Linked DNA regions of Homo sapiens: region 2 is linked to region 1. Evidence: chromatin contacts called from ENCODE Hi-C or POLR2A ChIA-PET data. All regions are on one chromosome and are shown on one strand. Each heading gives the region's core, a stretch centred on a gene start or an enhancer-like site at or near the end of the contact. The rest is flanking DNA. Distances are from core to core; before and after follow the strand shown. Region 1 overlaps APP (amyloid beta precursor protein). Region 2 holds the start of LTN1 (listerin E3 ubiquitin protein ligase 1).

Region 1 (5,453 bases), core at 2,137-4,636:
AACTTGCTCAGAAGCACATAGCAGGGCTGGAATTTAAACTCGGGTCTGTATCATTCAGGAGTTCAGGGGTATGGGGTAGTATTTAATATCCTATGAGATGATGGCCGTCTATTTTATTTAAAAACCAATTGGGGCCGGGCGCCGTGGCTCATGCCTGTAATCCCAGCACTTTGGGAGGCTGAGGCGGGCGGATCACGAGGTCAGGAGATCGAGACCATCCTGGCTAACACGGTGAAACCCTATCTCTAGTAAAAATACAAAAAATTAGCCGGGCGTGGTGGCGGGTACCTATAGTCCCAGCTACTCGGGAGGCTGAAGCAAGAAAATGGCATGAACCTGGGAGGCAGAGTTTGCAGTGAGCTGAGATCGCGCCACTGCACTCCAGCCAGCCTGGGCGACAGAGCGAGACTCCGTCTCAAAAAAAAAAAAAAAAAAAAAAATTGCTTAAGTGGCTTTTTAAATTGTTTGCTATAATCAATATATATATGTCAATGTTGGGACTGATAATGAAGAGTACTGCAACTCAAGACTCTGACACTGCAAGTTCTATTGCCTCCCAAAATTGTTATACCAGATTCTACTGTTCAAACAGAATCATCCAACAAGAATATCAGCTCTTTTCATGAGACCTAGGCAATGTAATAGCTGCGTGTTTGTCAAGTATCCAGAAGTACTTAATCAAGGGCTTTGCTCAAATGGACATCCTGGCAATTACCAAGGGTTCACAGTGTATGTGTGTGTGTGTACATTCACACGTGTGCACGCAGATTTTCTCCTAAGGCTGATGCAACAAGGTATGCTGTTAGTAAAAGAGCAAATTTAGCGTGCATTCAATTTACAAAATGAGATCGGACATTTTTCACTAAAAATTCTCATTAGAGACTGAATGAAGAGGACCTTCAATGACCAAAATCTATCTACCTGTAAAGAAACAAAACAATCTGCACTCAATACATTTAACAGGACAGTTTTCCAGGTCTTTGATAATGAACTGTCCCTAAAATTGTTTTCTTCTATGTGATTAAGAATTATTTTCATAAATGGTAAAGTTTTAATTATTTTTACATTGTCAGTAACATGCTGTTTGCTATTACTGTAAGGTGCCCTTTTTCAAATTAAGGAAACAAATTTGGGGTGATGATTCACATTGTGAAAATAGTCTATATATTTTCTGCAATGGTTCTTTAGAAAAAACTTGTCCAGTACACTTAAGGTCTAATATTATATTTAGATTTAGTACTAATTGCATGTTATAAGGTATATATATTTTTTACTTTATTTATTTATTTTTTTTAAATTTAAAGTCTCGCTCTGTCACCCAGGCTGGAGTGCAGTGGTGTGATCTCAGCTCACTGGCCACGTCCGCCTCCCGGGTTCATGCCATTCTCCTGCCTCAGCCTCCCGAGTAGCTGGGACTACAGGTGCCCGCCACCACGCCCGGCTAACTTTTTTTTGTATTTTTAGTACAGACGGGGTTTCACCATGTTAGCCAGGATGGTCTCGATCTCCTGACCTTGCGATCTGCCCACCTCAGCCTCCCTAAGTCCTGCGATTACAGGCGTGACCCACGATGCCTGGCCTATAAGGTATATTATAAATATGAAATCTCCATCAACATTTGCTGCTTTGATAAAGAAAATCAGGTAAAGTGCTGTTGTGTTCTTAAAAAACATGTTATTTGTATCTAGAAATCAAGGTGTTTGTGTGTAATTGTATACTTCTGAACATGTAGAAAAAGATAAAAGAAGCTGAAAGATATTCTTGCCTGAACAGGTGTTTCTGCTAAGAAATCCCTGTGAAAAAGGATGCCATCTACTGCTCAAATTTGTTGATAGAGAAGAATCTTACTTCTCTGAGGTACCAAAGGAAAAAACATTTAGAGCAATGTGCTCCTTAATTTTGGCAGCTGCCTTAAATTTAATTTTCTAAACACAAATTAAGTCTTAAGCAAAATTAAATTTTATTTATATGTAGTTCTCTATCTTTGCCTTTAACATTTAATTCAATCTGAAATTTCATGTAAGAATAAGTAGCCAGTGAAGACTACTTTGGTGCCTGTCAAATCTGCATCTCTGCAGGCCCTCAAAACTCCTCTCTGTTGGTAAACTGTAATTTTTCCTTATTTCACTATCTATCTGCTTTTTTGGAAGGTGGCATTCTAGGTCATTACGTCATAAACACAAGTTGAATTTTGTGCTTCCATTCCAGAGGGAACAATATACCTCACAGTTAAAAAACATTTCTAAAAAATTCCTACCAAAAGTCATCACTTAAGAACTTAGTCTCCTGGTGCCTCCATTTCCTCATTTGAAAAAGTCATAAACATAATAATATGATATACAGTACATGCTCTTTATGTATCCACTTTTGTTATATAATGTACCATTTTATATTAAGAAGAGGAACTGGAAAATAAAAATTAGAAGAATGTTATTGCCACACATTTTCCTTGTGAAGAACTGCCTCTTCAATAATACACTGTGGCTCCCCTTCGTCCGGGAGTGTTCACTCGAAGGATAATATTCCCTAGAATGCAAACCTGGACATGTGCGAAACAAGAGGCCCTTTACCTGCAAATGTTATGTAAATCATTACCATTTTGTTTTGCCACCTATACAATGGAGTTGTTGTCTTTTCCAACAATTGGCAGTTTACATGCTTTGCAGCATAAAAAATATAAAGAATAATTTACACAGATATATTATTTTAATGACATAGTAACTCCTAGTATTTACTTTTTAAAGTAAAATTATAATGAAAATATTTATGACTACATCAAAAAAAATTCACCACTCAAGAACATACAAAAGATAACTCTCTCTCTTGCACACACGTTATGTATGTGTATATATACCTCCCAGAACGCCCTTGCTGGCTCAGGGGACTCTTACCTTCGTTTTCTGTGTTGGCTGGCACAGAGTCAGCCCCAAAAGAATGCCACGGCTGGAGATCGTCCAGGCTGAACTCTCCATTCACGGGAAGGAGCTCCACGGTGGTTTTCGTTTCGGTCAAAGATGGCATGAGAGCATCGTTTCCGTAACTGATCCTTGGTTCACTAATCATGTTGGCCAAGACGTCATCTGAATAGTTTTGCTCTTTCTGAAGCAGCTCATCTAAACCAAACAAAACCATCTCTTTGGTGAGTAACAACAATCACAACAGCAGCAGCAGCAGCAGCCACCATTTACTTCTGCCAGGCAAGACTTCAACTGCTTTCACGTGCATGATCGCGTTTAGAGCCATGACATAGGTACCATTATCATCTCCCTTTTACAGATGTGAAAACTGAGGCACATGGCATTCAAGCTACTTATGCAAAGTCGCAGCTCACAAGAGCTGCTGGCAGGACTGCAGGCAGGAGCATGGCAGCCGGCCAATGTGCTGCAGCGTGGCACTGCTAGAGGTGAAAGGCCACAGGGGCTCAGCTGCCATTTCCTCCTGACACAGTTAGACGTCCCTAGTATACAATGATCGCACAGGAATAAACGCCAGGCTTTGGTGTGGCGGCAGTAAGTGAGGCACAATCTCATTCAAGCTGAAAGACAACAGACAATCTCCTGTCTTGCCTTGCACACTTGCAAGGATAAGAAAAGCATTAAAGGGCCAGTAGTTTGCTACCTTCTTGAATAGTTTTCACTGTCTTGCCTTGAAAAAAAATCTGCATTTCCTAAATGCTCCTCTTGTGCTGCATGACCTATGCTCTGAGGCAACAAGGAAACTGTTCCCTTGCCCTTCCAGATGTAGCCCTGCAGACAGACATCCAGCCTTCTCTGGACTTAACCACCCCTGGCTCCCCGTATTTCCCAATGTGAGCAGACACCAAATATCCTGCCTTTCTCCTCTGTTGCTTCCCTTTCCAAAGAATGCTGTCAGTGCCGCCTACCCCCCCACTTTAAAAATTGATTAAACAAGAATCAGCTTTATGGAACATCATTGACTTATCTTTTCTTACTGGAAAAAGAGAGCTTAGAATATAATCTTGTATCATGTGTAATTACTGCTTTAAAAACTGACCCCAGGATATGAAGATTTGTGAGTCTTCTCTTATGTCACCAAAGATTCACCATGTTTTTCTCTGATTTTTACAAATTAGAGACCGACAGACAGCACTGCACTATTAACAATAATATTTGATTAACCAAAATGTCTCATTTTCCAATCATAGCTGTGTCAAGAGTTTGCTGTAGTATATATTTCAGACACATCACTGGTTAGTTTTATTGCTAGAGAAAATGAAAATAAGATCAGGATTTAAATTTGATTTGTAACATTTTACAATCATCTTTCAAATTCTCTTTTCTATTGACAAAAAATGTATCTGAAAAATTAAAATTCTGTTCAAATATACCCATTAAAATAATTTGATGGAATAGCATTAAAGCTTGTGATTAATATCTTTTCATGTAGTCAGTTTTATTGCAAGTGATTTTAAATGATGGAAGTCCCAAGCAAATTAGTCCTTTTGAAGTCTAATCTGAGTTATAATATATCCCTATTCACTGTGGCACCGTTTCTAAAATTCAATACTTGATGCCCATGATGACCTTTCCCTTACAGATAAAAGACCCTCATTAGATTTCCTCCAACTTTTTCATGTTTTACAAAGCCATAGGTAGCGGCTAATAACTTAGCCAATGTCTGATTAAATAAATTAAATGAGCATTTCTTTTATATAAATCTTTTGCTTGTGACTGTTAAGCACTTACTATGCTAAAGAGAGGATATTCTGGAATACTAATAATTATTGGTGCATACACATTCATCTTGACAGGAAATAACCTTTGCCAGCGAGAAAGCTCTTGAACTCCCCAGGGGCTACGCTGTTCTTGGGTCTGTGGTATCTACTATCACTTACCATGTCCTTTATTTGGAAATGTTCTCACTGTTTCGCATACACAGTACTTATCTTCTTCCCTGTGACATCTCTGAATAACTCTTTTTACTCTTTTTTTCTCCTCTCTTCATCCCTGTCATTTTCTTCTTGTATCTCTTTCCATCTCTTTCTACAATTCTCCCCTTTGGAAATCCCATCGACTCTTGAAACTCTAAAGATCTCCTACCTTTGGGTGAATCTGAAATGTACTTCCCCAGCTTTGACTTCTCCCTCCCACTCAAATTTGTATATTTCCAACAGTTTGCTGGAGATACCAACTTAGGGCTCCCTCCTGATCCATGCACTTGGTAGGTACACAACTGTACTCAAGGTCCCTGGCTTTCCCTTCCACCTTTCCTGTTTTCTAATCATGGCAGAACCATTCTCCCTCCCAGTCACAGGCTTGAATCCTTCAGAGCCATCCAGGACTCCCTGTATTTCTTCGTGTCCAGTACTCACACTACCGACAAATCCTTTTGCATTCTATTTCTGAATTCTCTCAGCCATTTCCTGCTTGCTTTTCCACACCACCCTCACCGCCCCTAGGAATATGATTACTTTTCGCCTGGATAATTACGAT
Region 2 (5,453 bases), core at 1,521-4,020, 3.1 Mb after region 1:
ATGTTTGCAACACTTGCCTTCCTCCATTCTCTTCCATTCTCCCACATTCTTTCTTCTAATACCTGCATCATAATTCTTTAACATTTGCTTACATATGTGTCTGTATCATCAAACTAATAGTTCAAGAACAGCAGACATCTATTATCTCTGAATACCTGACATCCAGTATCAGAGTCTTCTATTGAAGACTTTGCCACATTAAAGTTAAAATCCCAACTCCACAACTTCCTGGCTACATGAGCTTAGGCAAGCTAATTTCTCTAAACCTCAGTTTCACCACATTTAAAATGAGATATGAGTAATTAATTCATTAGTTGGGTTGTTTTCATGATTAAGCATAAGTTTTTAAATCACCATAGTAATAACTGATTCCAGCAAGAATCAAAGGGTGCTCAAACCATTAGGTGAAAGTTTGTGGAAGAGCAGGACATTCACAGTTTCAAACTAACATATTATTTGTTATTGGCCAATGGAAAAATATAACTTTATAATGAACAACACCTTAACCAAGTAATTAAACAAATACCACCAATAAGGGGACAAACAGGTGCGAAGTGCCCCTGGTGTGTGATGCACTGAGAAAGACTCATCATCTATGAAGAATTCCTTCTAAAAATTGTTTAGCCTGAATCTAATCATAAGGAAAAAACTAGATGAATCTGAATTAATCAAACAAATGGCCCAGGCTCTTCCAAATTTTGTTAAAAAAGACACTCCTCTCCCCGCTTAAACAGTACTGAGAAACTGTCTAGATCAAAGAAACCCAAATGGTAACTAAATGGAATGAGTGATCCTTGACTGAATCTCAGATGTTAAAACGGTTTATCTTTTTAAAAAAGTCCCAGCCTGGGCAACATGGCAAAACTCTGTCCCTACAAAAATAAGCTAGCCGTGATGGCCTGTACCTGTAGTCCTAGCTACTGGAAAGGCTAAGCTGGGAGGATCACTTGAACCCGAGAGGCGGAGATTGCAGTGAGCCAAGTTCACGCCTCTGCACTCCAGCCTGGGTAACAGAGCCAGACTCTGTCCCCGAAAAAAAAAAAAAAAAGATTAGCCAGGAGTCCTAGCTACTAAGGAGGCTGAGGTGGGAGGACTGACCGCTTGAGCCCAAGAGGTTGACACTGCAGTGGGCCATGATCATACCACCACACTCCAGGTTTGGAGACAGAGCGACCCTGTCTTACAAAAAAAAAAAAAAGAAAAAAGAGAACATTATTGGGATAACTACAGAAGTCTAAATACAAGGCTGTATCCTGGATTACAGTATTATACAAAAGTCAAAGTTTCTGCATACTATAACCATTATTATAATTGCTGCAGGCTAGAAAATGGCATTGTTTTTAGAAGATACATGCTGATGTATTTAGGAGTTAAGAGTCCCGACTTCTGCAACTAACTCTTATAAGTTCAGAAAAATACATAAATTAAGAGAGAGAAAGCAAATGCAACCAAGTATTAGCAATTGGTAAATGTAGGTAAAGAGTATATGGGATGTCGTTCTAATATTCTTGCAACTTTTCCTCATAAGAACTTTTCAAATATAAAACATTTGAGAAAATCTGTTAAATAAAAAACATTAAAAGATGCAAGTAAAGTGCTTAGCACAGTAACACAACAGGTTGCTATAATTGTTAATACTGTTATTATCTTCCAAAACAGATTAAGTGACAGATCTAAGAAAATGTGACATTGAAATCACTAGAATTAACTACATCAGAAACAGGAAAAAAAAGCATTCTCATAAAATTGGACTGTGCTATAATAAATCTAACACCATAAAAAAATACCATTACAAAACCCCTCATCGTGTAGTTTTACACGAATCCACTTTAAGGTCGTCCTTAAGCAAGTACTTAGTGAGCGTCTATTAGGTGCCAGTCTGTTCTAGGTTCCGAGGATAAAAACATTTGCTTTCAAAATACTTACGTCCTAGTGAACCAAGACAATAAATGTCATAAATACAATGGAGTAAAATAAAGTAGGAAGAACATGGGAGTGGGGAAGGGCTACCAAGAGGGTGATCATGGGAGACCTCACTGAGGTGTCGAGAGCAAAGTTTGGAGCCACCTAACTGAAGAGCGTTGGGAGCCGGCCAGGTAGTCAAGGCACAGTGAAGAGATCAGTGTGGCTGGATGAAGTAAGCCAAGAGGAGGGAGCTGAAGATGGGACTGCAGATGGAAAGGGGTAACAGGCAGTCCAGAAACCAAATATACCATCCTAAGAGCTTTAGCTTAGGAGAAGCCACTGTAGGTAGCAAAGGAGAGGCACAATCTGCGGTAACCTCCACAGTGGATTCACTTTAACATTCTCCCAACTCTCCTTCTTCCCAGCGCCGCCCTCCCCCAACCAACCCGCTACCTCGGCCAGATCACCTTCCAGTGAACCTGACACATTATCATTTCTTCATGAATATTATGGGTGTGTGCTCGGATGAGGACAGCTCTGGCATGGTACATCTTTTCTCTCACGATTCCCCAATCTGCTCAGAGATAACACAAACCGCTCTCAGGGACGCACACACAACAGAGAGGTCACACTCGACAGGGAAACACACGCCTCCCTACAGCCGCGCTCCACACACCCTCCAGCAACGCGCTGGGCGGAGCCAGCCGCCTCGAAGCGAGGCTCCCGGGTCGGCCGAGCCAGCCCCCGCTCACCCTCAGGTTCCCTTTAGTTCGCTGCTTGTTCTTCCCGCCCATGGTCGCGGTTGCAGCTGTACTCTGAGCACTCAGACCCCGGTTGACACGTCCGGGACACAACTTCCGGCTTCTGGCGGCGGAAGAGGACACCCTGTAATAACTTCCCCCGGGCCCTTTTCCGCCACCCACCCTGTCCATTTGCTGCCCCACTTCCGCTCCCGCCTCCCGCTGTGTCCCTGACCATCCGCCACCGGAGACGTCACAGCTAAAGCCACGCCTGTCTGAGTGATGTCATTCCTGGCCAATAGGAAGCCAAGCATTGGACCCGTGGCGCCAAATCCTGTCCTCCCCGCTTTCAGAAGCTAGGTTTGTTCCTTGCTTAGAGGGTAGGAAACTGGCGTGAATCATCAGAGGGGCAGTTTCACATAAGGGTAGCATTAGAATGTTATGGTAGAGGCTGTGGGAAGATGGGAGTGTTTTAGACTTCCAACATGATGCAATCATCAGTATCACCTGGGCGTTTTTTAGAAAAGGCCAACTCGGGCCCCTCAGAACTCCTGAATCAGATCCTGCATTTTGACAGTATTCCCAAGTCTTGTTAAAATTTGATTACTGCTGTAGGCACTATTCTCTCTAAATCTCCCCTCCCCGTCCCCTTTTATTCATATTGAAACTGTTAACGTGCAGTTTAGGAAAGAGGATAATGTGGGAGTCCCTATTAAAATTTGAAATGTACAAATCCTGTAACCCATTGATTGTGCGACTCAGAATCACACCAGAGAAACAAGTAAATGTGTGCTGGTTATTGTTTCTTGTCCACGCAGTCACCCTTTTATACTCAACTCCATGTTACTGGGGGGGCTTCTGCTAGATTCCACCAACAGGACGAACAAGAGGGAAACAAAGGCAAGAGGAAGAAGGGACTTGCTCCATTCTGTAAGCATCATGCCAGCAGCAGCTGCATTTTACCGTGGCAGGAGCAATTGCTTTAGCCAAAAGGTGGTTTTAATCTCTATCCTTTTTCCAACAATCACAGAATCAGCCTTATTGCACCCCTCAGAGATCACAGCAGCAGTCAGTGCTCTCCTCAGAGATCTGAATTCTACTTTCATGCGGCCCCTCCCCTGAGCTCCTGAGATAGCCAATGTTTGAGCCACCTCCTCAGAAGTTTGAGCCTCAACACCGTGGGATCCCTTCTTTGTGCTCCAGAGATCCAGTAACAGCCAGCCATCACCCTCTCTTCATTCTTCATAGGCCTGAACTAAGGTGTTCAGGGCCCTCCTTCAAGCTTTTAGGTTCTGATGACTCCAACCACTTCTTTTGTTCCATCCTTTCCTAGCTCTAGGAATGGTAGCTGCTACCTGCAGTGATTACCTGTTACCTTTTATAATTCCTTTTGACCAATTTCCCATATTAAAATATTTCTCAATAACTAATGTGATTTCTGTTTTCCTGACTGGACCCTGATTTTAAAATGCACACAAAAGCCAGGTGCAGTGGCTTATGCCTGTAATCCCACCACTGTGGGAGGCCGAGGCAGGTGGATCACCTGAAGTCAGGAGTTCGAGACCAGCCTGGCCAACATGGCAAAAACCCATCGCTACTAAAAATACGAAAATTAGCTGGGCAGTGGTGGCAGGTGCCTGCAATCCCAGCTACTTGGAAGGCTGAGGCACGAGAATCTCTTGAACCCGGGAGGCGAAGGTTGCAGTAAGCCAAGATCATGCCACTGCACTCCAGCCTGGGTGACAGAGCAGACTGTCTCAGAAAAAAGTCACACAAAGAGACATATTACAGGAGGTTCACAAAAACTTTATAATAGAAAGATAATTGTAAGCAACCTATGTCTATATATTGGAGAACTGCTAAATAAATTATATGTATTCAATAAGCTATTAGGCAACATTTAAGAAGAATAAGGTTTATCTGAACACACATAGGAAGAATTCTAAGACACATTCTTAAATAAAAAGCAAATACCAATATATACAGTATGATACCATTTGTGTTTTTAAAACCCACAACACAATAATATATATATATATATATTTATGCATATATATATAATATAAATACAGAGAATAGGCCGGGTGCGGTGGCTCACGCCTGTAATCCCAACACTTGGGGAGGCCGAGGTGGGTGGATTGCTTGAGGTCAGGAGTTTGAGACAAGCCTGACCAACATGGTGAAACGCCGTTGCTACTAAAATACAAAAATTAGCTGGGCATGGTGGCAGGCAGCCGTAATCCCAGCTACTAGGGAGGCTGAGGCAGGAGAATTGCTTGAACCCAGGAGGTGGAGGTTGCAGTGAGCCAAGATCGCGCCTCTGCACTTCAGCCTGGGTGACAAAGTGAGACTCCGTCTCAAAAAAAAATAATAATAAAATAAAGATCTGCAAGAATACATACCAGTCTGATCATTGTAGTGACTTTTTGTGGGAAAAAGTGGCAAGAAAAGACATTAGGGTTAAGAGTTATAGTCAAAGGAAATTAAGCCTTATCTGTAAGATTTTATTTTATACAAGGACAACATCTTCATGTATTAATTATGTAATTAAAAATCAACTCAGGCTGGGTGCAGTGACCGATGCCTATAATCCCAGCACTTTGGGAAGCCAAGGTGGGTGGATCACCTGAGATCAGGAATTCAAGACCAGCCTGGCCACGATGGTGAAACCTCGTCTCTACCAAAAATACAAAAACTAGCTAGGCACGGTGGCACGCACCTGTAACCCCAGCTATGTGGGAGGCTGAGGCAGGAGAATTGCTTGAACCCAGGAGGCAGAGGTTGCAGTGAGCCAAGATCGCGCCACTG

Evidence for each region. Hi-C counts contacts between places; a loop is a spot of excess contacts on that map. ChIA-PET counts read pairs that join two places held with the same protein, here RNA polymerase II (POLR2A).
Region 2: a map of lower leg skin shows a loop between it and region 1 (9-fold over the local background). The contact joins the promoter of LTN1 here to the enhancer-like site in region 1. A Hi-C loop is called at or near these places in 1 of 168 maps with a recorded cell type or tissue (lower leg skin). POLR2A ChIA-PET finds 5 or more read pairs at or near these places in 1 of 52 experiments (PC-9).

Annotation. Positions count from the first base shown.
Region 1 is chr21:25,908,850-25,914,302 of GRCh38, forward strand. It overlaps APP (amyloid beta precursor protein), which reads right to left. Exons shown (of 18, transcript NM_000484.4): 14 at 2,892-3,113. Among named protein-coding and RNA genes, the nearest start is that of GABPA, 180 kb to the left of the region's middle. Within about 2 kb of position 3,387, at least 7 of the 41 ENCODE cell types and tissues checked have a DNase peak (open chromatin) inside an H3K27ac peak, as active enhancers do.
Region 2 is chr21:28,990,107-28,995,559 of GRCh38, forward strand. LTN1 (listerin E3 ubiquitin protein ligase 1) reads right to left here and starts at 2,771. Exons shown (of 30, transcript NM_015565.3): 1 at 2,658-2,771. The coding sequence starts at 2,699. LOC105372766 (a long non-coding RNA gene) reads left to right here and starts at 2,997. Exons shown (of 3, transcript XR_007067835.1): 1 at 2,997-3,025; 2 at 3,464-3,575; 3 at 3,676-4,075. RefSeq lists enhancers at 2,576-2,685, 2,996-3,055.